2 separate regions of the Mus musculus genome follow, and region 1 is linked to region 2. Evidence: chromatin loops called from intact Hi-C (ENCODE). Cell type or tissue: heart. All regions are shown on one strand. Each heading gives the region's core, and the rest is flanking DNA. Links, peaks and the distances in the headings are about the cores only.

Region 1 (10,659 bases), core at 1,502-9,501, 70 kb before region 2:
TATGTAGCACCTTTTCAATCAGTCAACAGAAGAGACTCTTGATTAAAGATGTCTATCTTATACTTTTGTCCTTTTCCCCCTTTGTACAAATAGTAGAAAATATTTAATCTAGCCAACTGGTTAGATTTACTTTTAAATTTAGTAATTAAGTCAAGAGTGGTAGTTTATGCCTGTAATCTTAGCAATTCCCAGCAATGATATGGTGCTCACAACCACCTCTTCTGTACATCTCGAGATAGCTAAAGTGTACTCATATGCATTTGGAGCCAGAGGTAGTGGCCCACCCCTTTAATCCAGCAGGGAGGCTCAGGCAGACAAACCTAAGTGTGAGGTCAGCCACCCTGGTCTACACAATAAAACCCTGTCTCCACCACCCCCTTAATAATAATTTTAAACAATTCTCTTTTTTTCCCCCCTAGATAAACCTGAATTGAGTGGAGAAGCTCTAGCTTAAAACAAGCATGTTAAAAACCTTGGGTTGAATTCCAGCACCATTTCTTTTTTTTAAATTAACAGAATTGAGGCTGGAGAGGTGGTCCAAGAGCACTTTATTCCTCTTTCAGAGGACCCAAGCTCTGCCTCCAGTACCCACATTGTGGCTCACCACCATCCCAGGACTCTCATACCCTCTCTTTCTGATCTCTGTGGACATCAGACATACACGGTGCATAAACACACACACAAGCAAATCACTCATACACATGAGTCCTATAAAAAAAGTCCTATAAAAGTTTATTATTTAGAAGTGAACTAGATCTACAGGTTTAATGACTGGTTTCAGAAATGGTGCTTCCCAGTTCTTCCAGTGAAACAATATTGCTTCAATTCTCCCATATGCTAAGTTTATACCTGAACAAATCACATACCAAACTACTTACTAACCAAAAAACATAGCATACCAAACATACCTTACTAAACATCTTTACAAAATATTCTAACTCATCATATATATCAACAATGGTTTGTCCTCCAGTGCTGGAGACCAAACCCAGGGGCTTGCCTCCAGTGTGCCAGGCCAAGACATGACCCTGACCCTACACCTACCCCTTATATCAAATAGTACTCACATGCAAACAAATACAAACTCCTCAATGTTATGTGTGAGGAAAGACTATTTTCGCTTGGGCCAACCTGCTACCCATGAAAAACTTACTAAGCCCAAGTGACACACAGAAAACTAGTTACTTACTATATTGGAACAAAAATGCCTTCCTGTTTTAAGTACTACCCTCTTCCTGGAAGTGTGCCTAAGGTTAGTTTTCCATGTTACTTTAGGTGTTTTTCAAAGCATTTAACCAAAAGTCCCTATCCACAAAAAAAAAAAAAAAAAATTAGTAAATGCATTTAACAGTAAAAGCAGGATAGCTTAGCAATTTAGAACACTGGCTATTCTTCAAGGACCTGGGTTCTATTCCCAGCACCTACATGGACGTTCACATCATCAATAACTCCTGCCTGAATCTTGAGTTCCAGGGGGATAGTTCCTGATACCCTCTTCTAACCTCCAAGAGGGCAATACTTGCATATAGTGATAGACATACATACAAGCATTCATAACATAAAATTAAAAGAAAAATTGTAACAGCAACATTAAAATGACATACCTAATCCCCAATTTTACACTAAGGATTTAAACTTTAAGCTATTATCTAGTGTTTGCAATATGAAATACAAATCAAGTTAAAGCTAAGGACTAAACCCATGAAAAAATAAAATACAAAACACTGGAAATATAAGAATAATCCACTTTCCCAATGTGTAATTTTTAAATGGGCATGAGATTTCTTTACTTCAAAAAAAAATACTAGATTTTTTTTTTTTACTTTATGTGTATGAGTTTTTTGCTTACATGTACCACACATGCATGCCTTTGGATGTCAGAAGAGAATGGATCCCCTTTTAACTGGAGTTAAGTTGGTTTTAAGGCACTGTGTGTGCTGGCAATCAAACCTGAGTTTTTGCCCACAATGTGTGATTTCTTACTGTCACTTTTAAATTCTTGCTTAGAAGCTTGATGTGGTTGAATCGACTGAAGCAGTAAGATCAAATTTGAGAACCTGGGCTACCTAATAAGGCTCTGCCTCAAAAAAAAAAAAAAAAAAAAAAAAAGCAAAGTAAATAAACCTTTAATGACAGATTTAAGAGTTGTTTTCTTAACGATGGGCCAAAGTCTAAGCCCAAAAATCTAGCTTTAAAAGTTTCAAAAAGCTCACTTGAATATCAAACATTTGCTTGATGTGATGGAGTGTGCCTTTAACTTCAGCACTTGGAAGGCACACAGATCACTGAGTTCTAGGGCACAGCTGGGGCAGGGACAGCACACACCTTAACCCCCCCCAGAAGAAAAATATGAGGGAAAATATAGACAATAGACTGAAATTGAAACAAACTCTTCATGATGATCATGGCTGTGAGTCCTTACTCTTAACTTACAACTGAGACTTGAAATTACCTAATTGTGTGAGAGCAGCTAGAAAGAATTATTTCAACCCTTAGATGATTTCGAGATTAAGATCTATAAACTGAAATCCAGAATTATATGTATTATTAGAAAAACAGCACTCTGCGTTTCTCCTGAGTATATGACTGAAACCATGTATCTACCAATAAAGAAAAGGTTCATATCAATCCTTCATTTTTCACTAATTCCTTCAACAGATTAAGTATCCAACCTATATCGTTACTACTCAGTTGTGGGGTTTCATAACAGTTTTACCTTTTAAGGCAGGAGTTGTAGAGTTTGAGTGTAAAAGGCTTTGACACTTTTCCACCCCAAAATTACCAATTAGAATGGCTTGAAGGTCTATTTTATTTATTAAAATAATGCACTAGATTAGCTCTAAATATCCCTGGGGCTACAAAATGCTACAGATAAAACATTTAGGTAAACCTTTCTTAAAAGTGAAAACCCATTTTATCATCTACTTGTTCTACAAACAGTGCCGCACGTGTGATAGACAATCTGCTCCTGTCAAATCCCTGGGAAGCTAAGGCATCACTACTTGCTACTTGGGAAACTGTAATGGGGCTGCAGCAAGAAGTCAATACGGGCCTTAGGGAAAATGCACCAAGACCCAAGTTAGCCACACAGTACCACAAAGTCCTAGTCTACTTTGCTAACACTCTCCCCAGCTTACTCATCATTAATCAAGTCAACTTAGAAACTGTGAAAAGAAATTTAGAACACATTATGTAACCTTTCTACTTTAAAACTTTATTGTAATATTAACCAAGTTCACATGAAGATTCCAAACAGGAGAAAGATAAGGTCAGCATGTTACTATGTATGTATGTAGGCCAAAGACTGTAGTGCTTTAACTAGACTACTATGGTAACTGCTGCTAAATGTTACAACTTAAACATATATTAATAGCTATACCTAGTAAGTCTATCCAATTCCATTTTCTACAGCACAATGCAATTCTAAGTTTCAAAACATTAAAAGTCCTAAATTAGCTAGTTCTATTTTCAATAATAGATTAGTACTAGAGGTATTGGGTGACCCACAGTGCATTATTATTCTACTCCAGACTGCTTCCTAACCACAAAAAATATTAATGTATGTAACCAACACATCTTCATTCCTGAAAATTATCAGCAGTATTCTTTTATTATAAGTTTTGAGTCAAATGGCCTTTTCACAAAATGTAACTTCCACTTCTAACAAGCTTGCCAAACAAAAACCTGCAACATACATGGTTTATTTTTCCAGTTTGGACTGGAAGGGTTGAAAAGGGCACAAATACTGAATTATCAGGTTTTATTTTAAAAAATAAAAAGCAATTTTTAAAGGTCAGATCAGATATGCGCACACGAGTTTTCCACGACACAATGTCAGAGATCCGGGCAAGTCTTTCCTGCAAGCACTAGGCTTAATTAAGCACACGTATGGAAATAGAAATAGCACTCAGTGGCTCTGCGGTGGAGGAAAAACAAAAAAACAAAAAACAAAAAGCTGATCTGGATATCAAGAGACCTTGGTCTTAGTTTTCTGACACTCCCAAGTGACCTTGGGGAAATCACTCTTTCTAGGGCTTGTCTGGGTAGATCATTTTTAAATCCCTAAAGAATACTAACTTTACTGGATTCGAAATACTTTCGAAATGACCCTCATCATTTCGGGGGGTGGGGGGGAGGACACCACAGGAAACAAGTTAATGGAGCAGAGGCCTGAAGTGCAAACTAGTAGTGAGGGAAGTAGACCCTGACCCAGAAGGCCTCCGCGTGGGATCAGGAACCAGACGTGCCCGAGAGGTGGAGTGAAGGTAGACTAGCCGGCTCCCGACCCCGGCGGGAGGTGGAGCGGAGGTTCTCGCGTGCATTGTCCCCGGGAGGGAGCCATGTTTCCTCCTCCCGGCACTCCCAGATGGCGGCAGGGAGCGCGGGGCTTCCCAAGCAGCCCGCGGGTTTGAAAAGCCAGCAGAAGGCCGATCGTAGCGAAGAATCGCAAGACCCGAGAGTCCTGACCCGCTGGGCCGTGGCCCTGCGACGCAAGCCTCGGGCGGCAGCCACTCAACACACACCAGAGCGACGGTTCCTGATCCGCGCCTTCCGCCGCGGCCCGCTTGAGTAGGGAGGCCGTGCGCAGACGCGGCCCGGTGGCGGCGGCCGTGACCACTGGCCTCCACAGCCCGGGCTGCGGGCAGCAGGCGGAGGCCCTCGAAACTCCCAGGCCTCGGGCCGGCCCTGCGCGGCGCGACCCGCTGCCTTACTCACCGTTGGCGCGCTTGAGGGCATTTTCCGGCCTCTGGAAATAGGCCGGCATCTTGACGGTACGCTCAGTTCACCCGGCGTCAGCGAACTCCCTAGTGGCCTGGACCGGGAGAGAAGGCGGAGGGGAACTAGCGCGAGCTTCCACGCGCCTCGCCAGCAGATGCCCGCGCCCAGCCGGCCAGAGACGGAAAGGAAGGAACCACGTGATTCCCTCGCGGCGGCAGCGCCGCCGCCCGAGCCCCGGATGTAGGAGGCAGGCCTTTGCGCATGTTCCGCCTTTCTCCGCGCGCAGGCGCGCTGGCGTCTCGAGCGCGGGCTGACGTGGCGCTGGGTGCCGAGCAGCGCGAGCTGTGGTGTTCTTTGGTTGCGGGAGGGAACCTTCGGGACCGTTTTCTCCGACCACCTCTGCCCCCCGCGGACACAGAGTGGGAAAGGGAAATTTGCGGTCTGATCTGCGACGAGAAAAGGCAGTGTCTACACAGTCATAGCCAAAATGACGTGCGCGGAAGCAGGCCGCGTTAGGGTCGCATCGCCTCTGCCGGGACCTCTCCTGGAAAGGTTGAAAATACTGAACGGAAGTGCTGACCCCGTATCGCTGGCCAGTGGTGTTCATCCCTGAAAAATAGGTCACCAGTCACTTGATTGACAAGGAAGGGGAGGGAACAAACGAATAATAAACAGAGTTATTTGGTATCCTCCTAGGGTTAGTGTCCCAAGGATTCCCGAAAGAAGGGGAGTAGAAGACCCAGGAACCTGGCTTGTATATTTGAAAATACGCGAGTGTCATCGATTTTTACATACAGCTCACGTCACAAACAAATATAAGAAATGTGTTGGTGAAGAAATGGCTTATTGCAAGCCATGTCTTTTATTGCTACCTAACAAATGTAGTGTTCACAGATTAATTACTATGCTTAGAGCTTGAAAGCCATTTAAACCGCGTCGAATTATTAGGCTCTTGGTAGGAAATTAACTTGAGTTCAGGGCTGTGGCTGTACAGTGGCTGAGCGCTCCTCTAGCACACACAGGGGCCTCCATAATCCCTGGCACCACACAAAGGTTCAGAGAAAATTCAGGAAGAAAAGAATAAATTATTGTAAGTTTATTACATATTTTACAATAGTATGGGACATGTGAGTTAATGAGATACTGTGTCAATGAATGAGGAAACCTTAAAAAATAAATAAAACCTGAGCGTGGTGAGAATCTACGCCTTTGGCCTTTGATCCCAGCACTCAGGAGGCAGAGTCAGGCAGATCCCTGTTAGTTCCAGGCCAGCCTGGTCTATACAGGGAGTTCTATAGACCAAAGCTACACAGAGGAAAACCTTTCTCGAAAAACAAATTAATGAGAAATATTTTAAAGCTATTTAAAGGTCTGAAGAGATACTAATCTTGCAGAGCACTCTAGTTCAGCCACATCAGACTGCTCATAACCACCTATAACTCTAGTTTTGGAGTATCTATCATCTCTGGCTTACCCAACACTTGCATTCACATGAACATACCCACTCAAAGATACAGGGCACACTAAAAACAATAAAAAATATGTTAAAGTTCATTTCAAGAGTTCTTCCTCCAGAATGCTTAGACCATGCTAAATCATGAACTTTCACCTTCCAAAACAAGTACCCGGACAGGATTGGTGTAAAAGAGCATCCAGTATTTACAAGCTTTACCAACTGTTTTATGGGCATGATCAAAGGGTTTCTTTGTGTATATTATAGTTAAGTCAAATTTTAAAAGCCAAACATAAAGAGCAAATAGTTCTTTCATGCAGTTTTTAATTACATAAAAATTACTTCATAGGCTAAAGAAAGACTCAAGCAGTAAAATAAAAAGAAACTTGGCCTAAATATCAGAAAAGGCTTTCTCACATTCTCGACTCCATTATCATAACAAAAAATAGTAAAATAGAAGCTGAAGAAATGGCTTAGCAGTTAAGAGCACTTTTTGCTCCTGAAGAGAGAATCCAGGTTTGATTCTAAGCATCCATAAGATGGTTTATAACCATCCATCCATAACTCTAGTTCTAGGATATCTTACACCTTTGACCTCTACAAGCACCAGGCACACACATTGTACATAAACATTCATAAGGGAAAATAGTCATGAAGGTAAAGTGTGTTTAACATTACCTATTTGGTAGGCCCACAGTCAGTTGACCACTAGAAAATTAAAAGAAGTGAAATGAAATATCCCTCATATTGATGATTTCCCCTTTGTGTTATTTAAAGCATATTAATCATCGGTGACATATAGACAATGATCACATGTGTGCATTAAAAAAATGAGTCAAATTAGTTATATACAGTGGCTGGTATGTAATCCAAACCACTCAAAGCCTAAGACAGAAAGATTGCTTGAACCTCAGAGTTCAAGAACAGCTGAGCAGCAAATAAGACACCACCTCCAACAATTTACTTAGAGTCTGGTACTCATTTTTTTTTTAAGATTTATTACATGTAAGTACACTATAGCTGTCTTCAGACACTCCAGAAGAGGGCATCAGATCTTGTTACAGATGGTTGTAAGCCACCATATGGTTGCTGGGATTTGAACTCAGGACCTTCGGAAGAGCATTTGGTACTCTTAACCACTGAGCCATCTCTCCAGCCCCGAGTCTGGTACTCTTTGTTAATGAAAATAATAATGCTGATTATCGGGGGTAAATACATTCCTCCAACAGGCTTTTGGTACCAGCTAGCAGCCATAATGTTGAGTGTTAGAGATATTAAAGTCTCAATGCTTCATTTCAAAGAATTCGTGAGTCCCTGGTAAAAATAGATGCTTATACAATGAAAATTGAAATAGAATCTAATTGGACCAAGAGGAAAGCATAATTGCCAGCTGATTAATACTCACTTAGCAGAAAACAACCATTCAGGCATGTCAAAAGTTGATAAATATTTTTTTCCTTGTCAAGTTACTTTTGTACTTCCTGAGATAATTTCTCTAATACAATATAGGGAGTGGTTTTGAGAGGGGTTCAGTTTTTCTCTTTTGTTTTGCTTTTGAGATATGATCTCACTGTGCAATGAAAACATTACAAAGTGGCCTAGAATTTTCAATTCCCCCTTAGTCTGAAGTGTGCTCAAGCTACAGGCATGCACCAACATTTATCATTTTATTTTCAAGAATATGGGAATGTACTTATAATCTATGATTCATAGTAATGCGTTCATTCAGCAAATCTTTATCAAGTGTGTACCATGTGCCAAGCATAACAAATATACATTTCTGATAGGTGTAAGGGTTACAACAGCAAATAAAATAGTCTAACTTCGTACTTTAGTAGAATCCTAGGAAGAAGCCCATAATCTCCATGAAAACAGAAACCACTGCAGTGCAGATTCTTCTGTTGCTCCAGGCCCACACTGTGTCTTTCTGTACCTAAAAGACCCTGCCCATCTCCTGCCATCATTTCATTAGGAACCAGTCATTCCATTTTATTTTATTTTATTTTATTTTATTTTATTTTATTTTATTTTTGAAACAGTCTCACTACGTAGTCTGGCTGGCCAGAAGCAAGAGATCCACCTGCCCTTGCCTCCTAAATCTGAGATTAATGACCCCTACCCACCTAACCCTACCCTTGCTTTTAAAACCAACCTTCTCATTCAGGTTTTGCCTAAGTATTACTTCCTCCAGAAATTTTCCTTGGCACCAGATAAGGCTAGATGCCAAAAATTTAAACATTAGTTGGGTGTAGTGGCATATGCCTTTAGACCCAGCACTCCGGAGGCAGACTCAGGCATCTGTGAGTTTCAAGATAGCCAGGAGTACAAAGAGAGACCATGTCTCAATATATATGTTGAACATTAATAACATCATGTCTTATCCTTTATTATACGTAAGAATGGATAAGGATGATAATTTGTAGTGTTTACAAGTGTATCTGAATGCTTGGCAGAGCAACAGTCGGATAGGCTGCTTAAAAACTAATCATGGAAGATTAACAAATGAAAATCCACAACAATATTTAAATAAGACTTTCCAGTTCTATCTGTAGGGAAGAACAAGATTAGAAGCCCAATGTGTTTCATCTTTAGTTCTTAGCACATCTGCCCTTCTACTTCCAGTTTCCCAAATGTTTAAACACAAGAACACAAATATAAATGAAAATACACTGGTCTCTTCACAAAGCTCCTGAGTACACTGGTTCTAAGCCTGTCACTACACTGAAGTTCAATTGTGATTTTTCTGAGTGTCCACACATAGTGTGCTTTTCTATACCAGACTACCAACCCCTCAACACAATACTTCAGGCTCCAACTCAAAGCCTTCCATTATCAAACCATTCTTGACCATAAGGTACCTTAGCTGCCCCACTCCCTGTGCTCTTGGCCCATAGCACTATTTTTTTTAATTAATTAATTTATTTATTATATGTAAGTACACTGTAGCTGTCTTCAGACACTCCAGAAGAGGCAGTCAGATCTTGTTACGGATGGTTGTGAGCCACCATGTGGTTGCTGGGGTTTGAACTCCAGACCTTTGAAAGAGCAGTCAGGTGCTCTTACCCACTGAGCCATCTCACCAGCCCCCATAGCACTATTAAATTCCATCAAAGAGCCAGGCTTGGTGGCACATGCCTTTAATCCCAGCACTTGGGAGGCAGAGGCAGGCGGATTTCTGAGTTCGAGACCAGCCTGGTCTACAAAGTGAGTTCCAGGACAGCCAGGGCTATACAGAGAAACCCTAACTTGAAAAACAAAACAAAACAAAAAATAAAAATAAAAAATTCCATCAAAGTACCCATCTCTCTGGTCACCCTGCTCATCCTGCAGCCCTGGGAAAGGGCTGGCTGAGCTCCTTCTTAAGTCTACTGGCCCCCAGAGCGGAGATCAGACACCAGCCACTGCTTCTCCGTAATTACTCTCAGAGCTCACTACTGGCAGCTTAGACCAAAGCTTCTTATAGGGATTATGTAACTGAGTGTGGTAGTTGCAAAATGTTAGGCAACAGTGAAAGGTTCCTGAACACACAGCCAAAAATTAATTCAAAATCCAGTGCATAGTAAACCTGGGGTTACTGGCACAGCCAGCCCATGTTGCATCATGCAGCCTTGGTTCTGAACATGTGCACTTTGCACATGCTCTTATATCCAACCAAGCAGAAAGCCTGAAAAAAAGCTAAAATTAGCTAGAATTAGGGCAGAGAGATGGCTTATCAGTTAAAAGCACTGGCTGCTTTTCCATCAGATCTCAGTTTGACCCCCGGCACCCACATGGAAGCTCACAACCATCTATACCTCAGGTACCAGGGAATCTGACACTAGCTTTGGCCTCTTGATGGTACCAGCCACATGAGTGGTATAAAACAGACATTCAGGTAAAACATTCAAACACATGAAATGTTTAAATGAAAAAAAAATCTTAAGAAAACTGAAATTAGTATTTATATAAGAAGTTCTATTTATTTGTATAGGAAGTTTTCTGCTCTTAAAATGTTGCTCACGCCTTTAATCCCAGCACTCCAGAGGCAGGTGGATTTCTGAGTTCGAGGCCAGCCTGGTCTACAAAGTGAGTTCCAGGACAACCAGAGCTATACAGAGAAACTCTGTCTCGAAAAACCAAAAACAAACAAACAAAAAACTAATAGTTTGGACTGGAGAGGTGGCTCAGCTGTTAAGAGCATCAACTGCTCTTCCGAAGGTCCTAAATTCAAATCCCAGCAACTACATGGTGGCTCAACCATCTGTAACAAGATCTGACGGCCTCTTCTGGGGTGTCTGAAGACAGCTACAGTGTACTTACATGTAATAAATAAATAAATCTTAAAAAACAAACAAACAAACAAAAAACAACTTCCGGGAGTGGTGGCACATGCCTTTAATCCCAGCACTTGGGAGGCAGAGGCAGGTGGATTTCTGAGTTCAAGGCCAGCCTGGTCTACAAAGTGAATTCCAGGACAGCCAGGGCTATTCAGAGAAACCCTGTCTCAA
Region 2 (10,659 bases), core at 1,154-9,153:
TGGCACTAGGAATCAAACCCAAGATTTTGGGCATGTTAGGGAGGCACTCTATCAACTGAAATACATCCCAGTTTGTGTGTGTGTGCATGTAAGTGAGTGGGTACATGTTAATGTGTATGAATGTACATGTGGATGCCAGAAGACAAATTCAGTGTTTTCTTCAATAACTCTCTACCTTTTTTGTTTAAGATAAATTGTACTATATAGCCCTGGCTGGTCTGGAACTTGCTATGAATATTAAGCTGGTCTTGAATTCACAGAGATCCACCTGTCTTAGCTCCCCAAGTTTTGGGATTAAAGGTGTGTGCCACTATTCCTAGCTCTACCTGATTTCTGAATATGGAGCTCACCAATTCTGAGTCCCAGGGATCCTCCAGTCTCCACCTTCCAAGTGCTGGGGTTACATGCCTAGCTTTCTACAAGGGTGCTGGAAATCTGAACTCTGGTACTCATGCTTACACAAAAGGTACTTGACTAAGTCACTTCCCAGCCCCTCTCAAGTATTCTTTTAAAGCTATGGCTTCCAGAATTTCCATCAGCAATCCCTGTAAAGAAAAATAAAGTAGACAGTTTTCTGCTATATGCCACACCTTCTCCACCTACTCCTGAACAAGAGAACCAGCTCACCTGCAGGTCGAAAAAGATGGGGGATCAACTTGCTGCTGTCAGGGTGCACAGTTGACTTCAAAGGGACAGAAGAAGAGGTTAGCTGGATGATGGATTTTATTATTTAGAAAACCAACAATTATAAAGGAGCCGAAACTTACAAGACTCTTATTCCATGCGTCTTTAATCTAAAGAGAGATAACAAGAAACATGTTTTAAAGGTGGTTCAACAGCAAACAGAATCTCTTGACCAGCCTTAATTCCTGATGCCACATTTATACTACCACTCATATGGGTAGGCTAGTGTAAAGAGACTAGTAAGTCAAAACTAATGTACCAGATGAATCAAATAAGTAAAAAATAAGCTAACAACAAGCCAAGTTTTGAGCTTTATGAAGAAACTGCCAAGAACATTAGGAAGTCCCAGCACCATGGAAAGGATTGCCATCTAACAGCCCTTCAGTGGGTCTAGAATAGTCCCCTAGTAGAGATGGCTCGCAAAGACTTTCCAATGCCATCAGCCCCACCACTTGTCACAGAGCCACCTGTCCATCCAGAGGCTTCAGCAACTTCTTAGAAAAACAAAGCTAATGTGAGCTTTCCACGGTTTGTTTTGTTTGAATTTCAAGACAGAGTTTCTCTGTGTAGCCCTAGCTGTTCTGGACCCAGCTCTGTAGACCACGCTTGTCTGGAATTCAGATCTGCCTGCCTTGGCTTGCCAAGTGCTGAGAATAAAGGTGTGTGTCACTACTGCCCATCTTCCATGGGATGTCTTGAGGGACTAATATTTATGAATTTGAGAAACTCTTTATGCAGCAAGATAGGTAAAAAAATACTTGGTCTGAGCTCACTGGTGGGAATACAACCCCATAGCAGGAACAGCAGGGCCACCTCTATGCTGGGGGCCATGCAGCTGCAAAAGCATCTCCTGCAGGAGGACCTAATTGAGGACTGCCTGAAAGACCAAGGATTGCTGGTGCAATAATCAGCCAATCAGGAACTGCTGTTTAGAAGAGATGCTTTCTTGGGACCAATGGGAGCATGGGTGAAGGGTATTAAAGGGGCTTGCAGCAGTGCTCAGATAAGCTTGCTCCAGCATTTCTCACCTGCTCCAGGAGTCTGTGTTGTTGACTCTGTGCCAACTCACCCCCAACCCTCAAGAGAAGGTAGGGTGGGGCAGAGAGCTGTCCAGCAACACAACCCTGCATTAGATTACTGCCTACAATGGAACGTGGAATTTGCTATGGGGCTCCAGGAATTGACCATATATGAAGAATTAACACTAGTTAGAAGGAACACTGCTCTAGCTGCATTATGAGATAGAATTCTTATGACACATTTTTGAAAAGTGATTCCCCTGGGCAATATGTACAATGACAGATTTAGTTACCAAACACTACTTCATTTCACTCTGAACAAGGTAAAACCATGTTGAACCATACACATCTGTGCACATATGAGCACATGAGACATACCACTTGGTTATCCAGGTAGTGTTTGGGTGCATCTTCAGTGGTAAATAACAACTGTCGTGATTTTTCTATGCTTCCCTGTAATTAGACATCAAGAAATCAGGCAACAATCTCAACATAGTCTGTGTTTATTCTCATCTTTAAAACACAGCCGGGGCTGGTAAGATGGCTCAGTGGTTAAGAGCGCCGACTGCTTTTCCAAAGGTCCTGAGTTCAAATCCCAGCAACCACATGGTGGCTCACAACCATCAGTAACGAAATCTGATGCCCTCTTCTGGAATGTCTGAAGACAGCTACAGTGTACTTACATATAATAAATAAATAAATCTAAAAAAAAAAAAAAAACCACAACCATCAGCACACAGCACTTCAGTTCCACACTTGATTTCAAGATGTGTCCCTAGGTTTTAATATAATAATAATTCTGTGTGTTGTTCAGAATTAGACCTTCTGGTTTCCTAGACAGCTCCAGCAGCCCCCACTAAAGCCTCCATCTCTCTGGTTTCTGGATGTCAACTGCCTTCCTAACCAGAGCCCTGGCAATCCCTAACCTCTCACCCACTTCCATAGCTAGCTGGTTCAGTGTTGTTCCTTACCTCTTTTTTTTTATTTTAATTTTTAGGAAAATAAATAAAACACAAAGAGTAATTATACAATAAAACACCTTACCCAGAAATAACAACAGACCACTTGGCACACAAACCTCATCACTTGGCTCTGTAGGAACAGCACCAGCTTATGAGACCCTGCAAATATGCCTAGACCCCCTAGACTAGAAACTGAGGGAGGGTCCACCCCTGAGCCTCGGCCTCTACTTACATCTCCTTTTCCTGACTCCTTTTCTTCTAGACACTCCATCCAGAGAGTCTCCTAACTCTTTTTTTTTTTTAATTAGGTATTTTCCTCATTTATATTTCCAATGCTATCCCAAAAGTCCCCCATACCCTCCCCCCCACGTCTCCTAACTCTTAACCTTGGTTAAGAAAGGGACTAGCTCTGTCATAGTCTTGTTGGATGGATTTTGTTTGAAACAACTTATTACGTAGCCCAAATGGCTCGAATTCACAATCCTCCCTCAGCTTCTATGGCAAGCAACTGACTCCTGGCTGGAAGACTGGTCTGGGTTAACTTGGAATCAGCAGCATCCAGCCCAGGTATGGTATCCTCTGCTCAACAGACTTATGTTTGACTTATCATTCTTCCAACCCAAAAACCTCACTCAAAAAATACAAAATATAATATTCTACACACGCGCGCGCACACACACACACACACACACACACACACACACACATGGACTGGGCTATTATTTCAAATTTCAAAATAAAGCACGAAATTCATTACTTCTTAAAACAAAACCATACTTACAATTGAAATAAACATGTTTACAGGATCTAATAAATCCATCCACTGACAAAATCTTCGAAAAAAGGCCTAAAGATGGTGAGAAAGAGACACACCAGAGAGAAGTTAAAAGAAATAAGGCTTAACAAGGTAGTCACAGTTCACTTTGGTGGGGGCATACTTACTAAAGAACTGTAAGTAATCTGACTTTTACAAAATGTATCTCCTCTAACCACTTGGGATAGAGTTTCATTTCAGAATTAAAAGCTAGAATTTGGGATTCATATTTTCTCTTTATATCCCCATATGACCTCAAGGTAATGACCTAGAAACACCTGACTGTTGTCTGGCTTTCTCTGCTACTATAAGGCTTAACTATAGCAGTAAGGCAGGCAGCCCAACAAGGGCTTTGCTAGGGTTACAGATCAGCTCACATGTGAAAGAGGTGTGTTTTGCTCCAACAAGCTGTCCATTTTCGAAACAGCTCCAGCCTTAAGTTCTGGATTTCCATGAACAGGGGTGGGCTAAGCTTAGTTTAAGGTCAAGGCCTCTAACAGTATTTAGAGCCTTGAGGCTCCATGAGGATATGCAAGAAGTGAAATTGGGCCAGACTGCCTGCACAGGTTACACACTGGACTTCGAAGTCTTTGTACCAAAAAAAAAAAAAGGTAGAATCGTAGAATCTATTTTTTATTACATGTTGAAATGTTATTTGGCATTGCTTGGACTAATTATGTTATTAAGATTGATAGTTGTGCCGGGCAGTGGTGTTGCACACCTTTAATCCCAGCACTTGTGAGGCAGAGGCCAGCCTGGTCTACAGAGTGAGTTCCAGGACAGCCATGGCTATACAGAGAAACCCTGTCTCGAAAAAAACAAAACAAAAACAACAAAAAAGATTGATAGTTGCTTCTTTTAAAACTTTTTAATATGATTACTAGAAGCACTACCCAACAGTGACTTCCCAGTCTCTAACCTGCTTAAAGCAGGGTGTATGTGTGGTCTTAATCCAAATGGCTGATTTAAGCAAACCTAGGAACCCGGGCAAGGGCAGTCCCACTGAGGACTGGAACTCCTTAGTGAGGCCCTACATCGGATGAGAGTGACTTTGTGGCCTTCTACAACCCAGCCTAGGACCTAAGTAAGAGATGCAAGAGCGGAGACCACTGAAGGGGTTGTTTTTCCCTCCGCACTACAGGATCTCTGAGAGGAAAGTCATGATGACGCAGGGCAGCCTGTCAAGGTCTTGCTGGTCAGGCCAGCCTCCCGCCCCCAACACCCAGCCCCGGAGTACTTGGCGTTCGGAAATCCAGAACTGCAGGTTGGGTTCCATTTGGACAGCGGCGCCACTACGCCCTTGGCAACGCCAGCAAGCGCCTCCTCCTCTTCTCTGAACAAACCCGAGTGTGATGCAGGCCCCGTTTGCTTTGCAGCGCAAGGGGTGGAGCCTATCAGCGTGTCCCGCCCCAGAACCCGAACGCTCCCCTGCTATAGGCCAAGTTCTTCTACTTCCTTTCCTCAAGTTAGAAGAATCCGAAGGGTCCGGGTACAGAGGCGTTCACTCCCACTTCCAGTCTCCACTTGGGGCGGAGACCCTGTAAGAAAGAAGACAGTGTAACTGATGCAAGAGATTTTCTACCGTCACGCCTGCGCTTATCAGGCGCACATTACCCCTGAAAACTGTTGTATACAAAGTCAAATGTACACGAGTTGGGTCAAGCCAGAGCCAGTTACATAATTTTCATGGTGCAGTGAAAAATAAAATTATCATGCCATTTATTAAAAAGTATTGAGATTTCCAAAAGTGTATATTATTGAAGCAAGTGTGGAAAAGTTGGATCTGAGTAGAGTGTACCAAACTCTCAGCCAGACCGGTTAGGTTTTAACCGGTTTCTTTCTAGCATTGGGTCTGTGATGAAAACTGAAAGGAGTTCAGAAACTGATTTTGTTGACAAAAATTTCAGTACTGTGGAGAGACTAGAAAGTTATGGCCTAGAGGCGAATTACCTTGACTAAGTTCTGGCCCTCCAGAGCAGCCATTCCTTGTCCACCTCTGTGTCAGAACTAACTTCTCATGACAACAGATAAAACCTTTTAGAATTTATTGATGATTTGGCAGACAACTAGCTTCTACCAAATCAAAAGTTAAGGATGGCATCAAATAGCATCTTGACCTTATGTGAAAGCTTCCTGCATAATGATGTACCTCTGCCTCTCTGATGTACCCACCAATGTATTTTAAAGCTTTCCTTGATTTGTGACTTTCTCCGTACTGTAAAACTATAACAAACTTTGTGAAATGGCTTTCACACGGGAATGTAAGATTTGGAGTAACCTAAACCTGTGTTCCCAGGCTCTGATGACTTAAAATAGCTCCAGAATAAACTCTTATTATCTTATTTTTTTTAAGATAAGAGAGGTTTTTTGTTTTTTGGTTTTTGGTTTTTTGTTTTTTTGTTGTTGTTTTTGTTTTTGCATCAACGGGTCAAATCCACTTTGGTTAAAAGCCAAATCAACTAGAGTCAAATAGGGCTTTCCTACCTTCTCTCAGTGTCAGGATAGATGGGACTTGAATGTGTGCCTAGAGTATGTGTGGTGTTCAGCAGGACTCCAGAGTGCAGAACTGGAGCCCCTGCACAACACTTATAGTTAAATGATTCTGGTCATGTCAGTATCTCCATCTAGAAAAAGGGCTAGTAATTGTACTAATCTTAGGGGCTTGCTGAAGATTGAAGGAAATGACTGAGCCAGGCTGAACCCATTGGAGGTGGCCAGTAGTAGCCATGACCACCACCTAGAGGTTATCAGTCCTTGCCTTTCTCGCCCAGGAATTCAGATCTGCCAGTTTATCTGGCTCTTCTCTTCAGTCACTTAGTTGACCTGACTCACTTTGCTATAGCCTTCAACAGTTCTCTCCACAGATAGGTAAAAGGGCCCCTCCTCAGTATTCCCATTATGCCAAGATATGCACTTGTGGTATCATTATGGTCTTTAGCACACTGCACTGTCTGATTGGCTCTACCCTTCAGTGAGTCACAGATCCAGTCCATCTGGCTCTCTGTGCTTTACCACTTTGGAAGTCCTACAGTCAAAAGAACCAGAATGATCTTAAGGGTAAGTTACTGTCACTCTTTTTTCTTTTTGAGGGAATATAGAAGGTAGTTGAGGCAAGGTCTCATCTCATACTGTAGCCCAGACTGGGTTTGATCTTCCTGGATACATACATGCATGAGCTGCAATGTCCATCAAAGATATTCCCCATCACATTTAGAATTCACTCCTTAGCTTGCCTGAGAGACTTTGGGTCCCTAACTGCCATTTTCCTTTATGCTCTAGTGGCATGACCTCCTTCATGTTTCCTGCCTAGAAGCCCCTTACTTCCTGCGATGGCTTGAATGAGAATAATCCCATATACTCATATATTTGAATGCATGGTCCTAAGTTGGTGTAACTGTTTGGAAGGATCGGGAGGTGTGGCCTTATCAGAAGCCCCAGGGATGGGATTGGAATTTTCTAAAACCCACACCATTCCCACTTGGGTGTCTTATCTCATGCCTGTGGATCAGATATAAGATCTCAGCTCTGTTCCAGTGTCATTCTTGCCAGCTGCCATGCAGGTCATGAACTAATCTGGAACCATGAGCCTCAACTTTCTTCTAGCCTTGGATGCTGGTGATACACAATAGATAGAATTACCCTCATTTTACATATAGACCCAGAAAATAGACCCAGTCTCTTTTCCCTCAGGACTTCCCTGAAAAACCTACTCAGAACACTGCTCCAACCCGGCAAGTATCTGATTTCTGTTTATTGGGCTTTTCTTCTAGAATCAAGTGCATAAACACAAAGGTTTATTTTTCTTCACTCCAATGCCTCCAAAGTCCAACCTGGCATATGTTTTTCATGGCTACCAAAATAATGAATGAAAGTAGGTATCAGTCTTGCCTACTAAGTTTCAGTTTCCTGAGAGTGGAGCCAGCCCTGTGTCAAATGCCCAATAAATATTTGTTGAGCTAACTTATCAAAGGAGAAACGGTGCCCCAGAATAAGTCAAAAACGCAAATATTTTAATGTTTATTTTTATTCTATATATCCAGCTCTTGAAGAAAATGACTTATGGATTAGACATAGTCCTTCATGATTATACCTCTTCAATACCTCAGAACACACAAGGACACTGTGAGTTAATGACTACAATTTAAAAAAAAAAAAAAGGGAAATTCAGCATAATTCACAAAAATTCAAGAGGAAATTTTAGGACCTTGATCAGAAGCTTCCATTAAGTGCTGGTGCTATGTGCTACTTCATTTCACCAAGTACTGGCACTATGTGCTACTTCACTGTAGACCAAGGTTCAGGGCAGGCTAAGGGAAAGAATGCTTACCCTCTAAGGACATGATCCAAGAAATGGGGGCCAAGCACTCGGGGAGAATTGGTTAGCCATCAAGAAGTCCCTAGTAAGAGCAGCTATGGAAGCAGCTAGCCACCTTTAGAGAGCCTGAACCTGTCTTAAAATTACAAAGCCTGTGGAGCAGTACTTATAAACACAAACATAATGAGGTTTTGCCATTCTATAAATAATCTTCAAGGCATTGGAAGGATTCCAGCTGGGGCTCTTTTTTGGCCTGAAAAGCTTCAGGTAATTGCAGACATAGGATGGCCTACTGATGGACCTTCTCAAAGTACTCTTTGGAAGCTGTTGGACTTGGCTTGATCTGAAAATTAAAAAAAAAAAAATTAAATCTTTTAGGAGGAACTTCATAATAGTAGTCTCAAAGATGAGCTCAAAGATTCTAGTTTTTTGTTTGTTTGTTTTTTGTTTTTTTTTAAGACAGGGTTTTTTTTGTGTAATAGCCCTGGCTGTCCTGAAACTTACTTTGTAGACCAGGCTAGACTCAAAAATGATTCACTGCCTCTTCATCTAGATAAAAGGTGTGTGCTACCATATCTGGCCCAAGCTCTCAGTCTTAAACTAAAATTTCTTCATTTTTGAAGATTAGCCTATTTTGTTCAAAACATATAGATAAAAATTAACTACTAGCCTCAGTAGAAACTGTCCATCTAAGTGTTACCAACCCACACTCAGCCAGCACCTCTTGGTAGATTATCCTTGAGCAAAGACCTGGAGTTGGGGCGTGGTGCTCTAAGGAAAACAACATACCGTAGGGGACTCTGGTGTCCAGTTGGCTGGGCAGACTTCTCCATGGGTCTCCACAAACTGGAACGCCTTTACCAAACGGAGTGTTTCTTCCACACTGCGGCCCACCGGAAGGTCGTTGACACTCAGGTGCTTGACGACACCATTAGGGTCAATAATGAAGAGACCTCTGCACAGAATTTATCCTCATTAACAGGACTAGTGCCAACAACTCATTTCTTTCCTTTTATGTCTTTATTCTCCTATTAGTAAATTCATCAACTTGTCAAAGGCTTTAAAATGGGAGTTTTAGGGATTAAAGAGACTACTTAGCAATTAATAGTTTGTACTGTGTCTATCCAGAGGACCTGAGTTCAATTCATAGAACCCATTGGAAGGGAACCCACTCAACTGCCTGTAACTCCTGCTCCAGGGGATCTGACATCCTTTTATAGCCTCCAAGGGCGAGTACTCAAATGTACATAATTTTACAGAGTTACACACACATAATTAAAAATAAATCTTAGAAAAACCAACCTGAAATTAACATTATAAAAAAGTTTATCAACTTTTAGTAATGACAGATGCTCTAATACAAGGCCACCAAGGAAAGCATACATTATGGGAACATTGAAAAACTGTATTCCCAATGTGATATATGATACCTAAAAAGAATGAACTAGAGACAGTAAAGACTTTTACACAGTGATCTAGTATACATTCTTTGGACTTCTATATCACTCTGGTAATGTGATCACATATATGTAAAAGGGAGAGATTGAAGTTGCATCCAATAAATATTTAAAACTTCCTTTAAAAAAAAAGATTTTATTTATGTGTATTTGTTGTGTATGCATGCATGCAAATACCCAGAGTCCAGAAGAAGGTGCTGGACTCTCTGGAGCTGGAGTTACAGGTGGCTATAAAATCAAACTCTAGGGGCTGGTGAGATGGCTCAGCAGTGAAGAGCACTGACTGCTCTTCTGAAGGTTCTGAGTTCAAATCCCAGCAACCACATGGTGGCTCACAACCATCCGTAATGAGATCAATGAGATCTGATGCCTTCTTCTGGAGTGTATGAAGACAGCTACAGTGTACTTACATGTAATAAATAAATAAATAAATAAATAAATAAATAAATAAATAAATAAATACATCTTAAAAAAAAATCAAACTCTAATCCTCTGTAACACCAATGAGCACTCATAACTGCTGAGTCATCTTTATAGCACCTCACAATCCCTTTTGGTTTTTCCTTTGAGACACGGTCTTTCTACATAGTCCTAGCACTACTACATAGACCAAGCTGGCCTAGAACTCATAGATCTACCTCTCCCATCCAGTGTATACGGTACTGGAGACTGAACCCAAGGCTTCTTGCATGCTAGGTAAAAGCTGTGAGCATACTCTGCCGTCTTTTCCAATTGTGTGTGTGTATTTTTTTTTAAAGATTTATTTATTATTATACATAAGTACACTGTAGCTGTCTTCAAACACACCATAAGAGGGCATCAGATCTCATTATGGGTGGTTGTGAGCCACCATGTGGTTGCTGGGATTTGAGCTCATGACCTTCGGAAGAGCAGTCAGTGCTCTCACCTGCTGAGCCATCTCACCAGCCCGTCTTTTCCAATTGTTAAAGCAGCTGTTGAAATAAAAACTAAATTCTCAAATATAAAAATGAAGAGGAAGAGGAGGAGGAGGAAGACCAGGGAGGAGGGAGAAAAGATGGAAAGAGAACAAGATGACTCAAGGTAAGAATCACGAAAACATGCCATGAGGGCTGGCCAACTGGAGTTATGAGATGTCCAGATGGAACATGGAAGATACAACTAAGGGTTATTGATGGGGAAGTAATTTCTAATGGCTTAAAGGATAGATATCTGCCCAGGTCTAGTGCTATAAAGGGCTTATTATAAATGTAAAGGTTGTGTGTCTTTTATCTGGGAACTGAATGATCAAGACAGTGTAGAAACCCCGAATAGAGAGTAAATAATTACTATGAGTTCCTGGAGTACAGACCAGCTGAGAACATTCAGCATCATGGACTGAACAACTACAGTATTCTTGGACCTATCATTAGTAGACAGCCATTGTTAA

The links. Hi-C counts contacts between places; a loop is a spot of excess contacts. Peaks named below come from ENCODE experiments on the same cell type or tissue, not always from the same donor. Only the 100,000 strongest peaks of a DNase experiment are listed, where the experiment ranks them.
Region 1: it touches region 2 in a loop (2.1-fold over the local background); 5 of 42 quality-filtered maps call a loop at or near these places.

Annotation. Positions count from the first base shown.
Region 1 is chr19:60,785,753-60,796,411 of GRCm38, forward strand. It overlaps Eif3a (eukaryotic translation initiation factor 3, subunit A), which reads right to left and starts at 4,941. Exons shown (of 22, transcript NM_010123.3): 1 at 4,717-4,941. The coding sequence starts at 4,765. In heart, for the core only: a CTCF peak has its summit at 4,905; DNase peaks (open chromatin) are centred at 4,329 and 4,969; H3K4me3 peaks cover 3,595 bases; H3K27ac peaks cover 3,017 bases.
Region 2 is chr19:60,856,583-60,867,241 of GRCm38, forward strand. It overlaps Sfxn4 (sideroflexin 4), which reads right to left and starts at 4,846. Exons shown (of 14, transcript NM_053198.4): 1 at 4,717-4,846; 2 at 3,447-3,512; 3 at 2,082-2,156; 4 at 768-794; 5 at 628-682. The coding sequence starts at 4,755. Prdx3 (peroxiredoxin 3) reads right to left here. Exons shown (of 7, transcript NM_007452.2): 6 at 8,584-8,749; 7 at 7,484-8,137. The coding sequence ends at 8,084. In heart, for the core only: no CTCF peak of the experiment used is centred there; a DNase peak (open chromatin) is centred at 4,879; H3K4me3 peaks cover 1,178 bases; H3K27ac peaks cover 1,135 bases.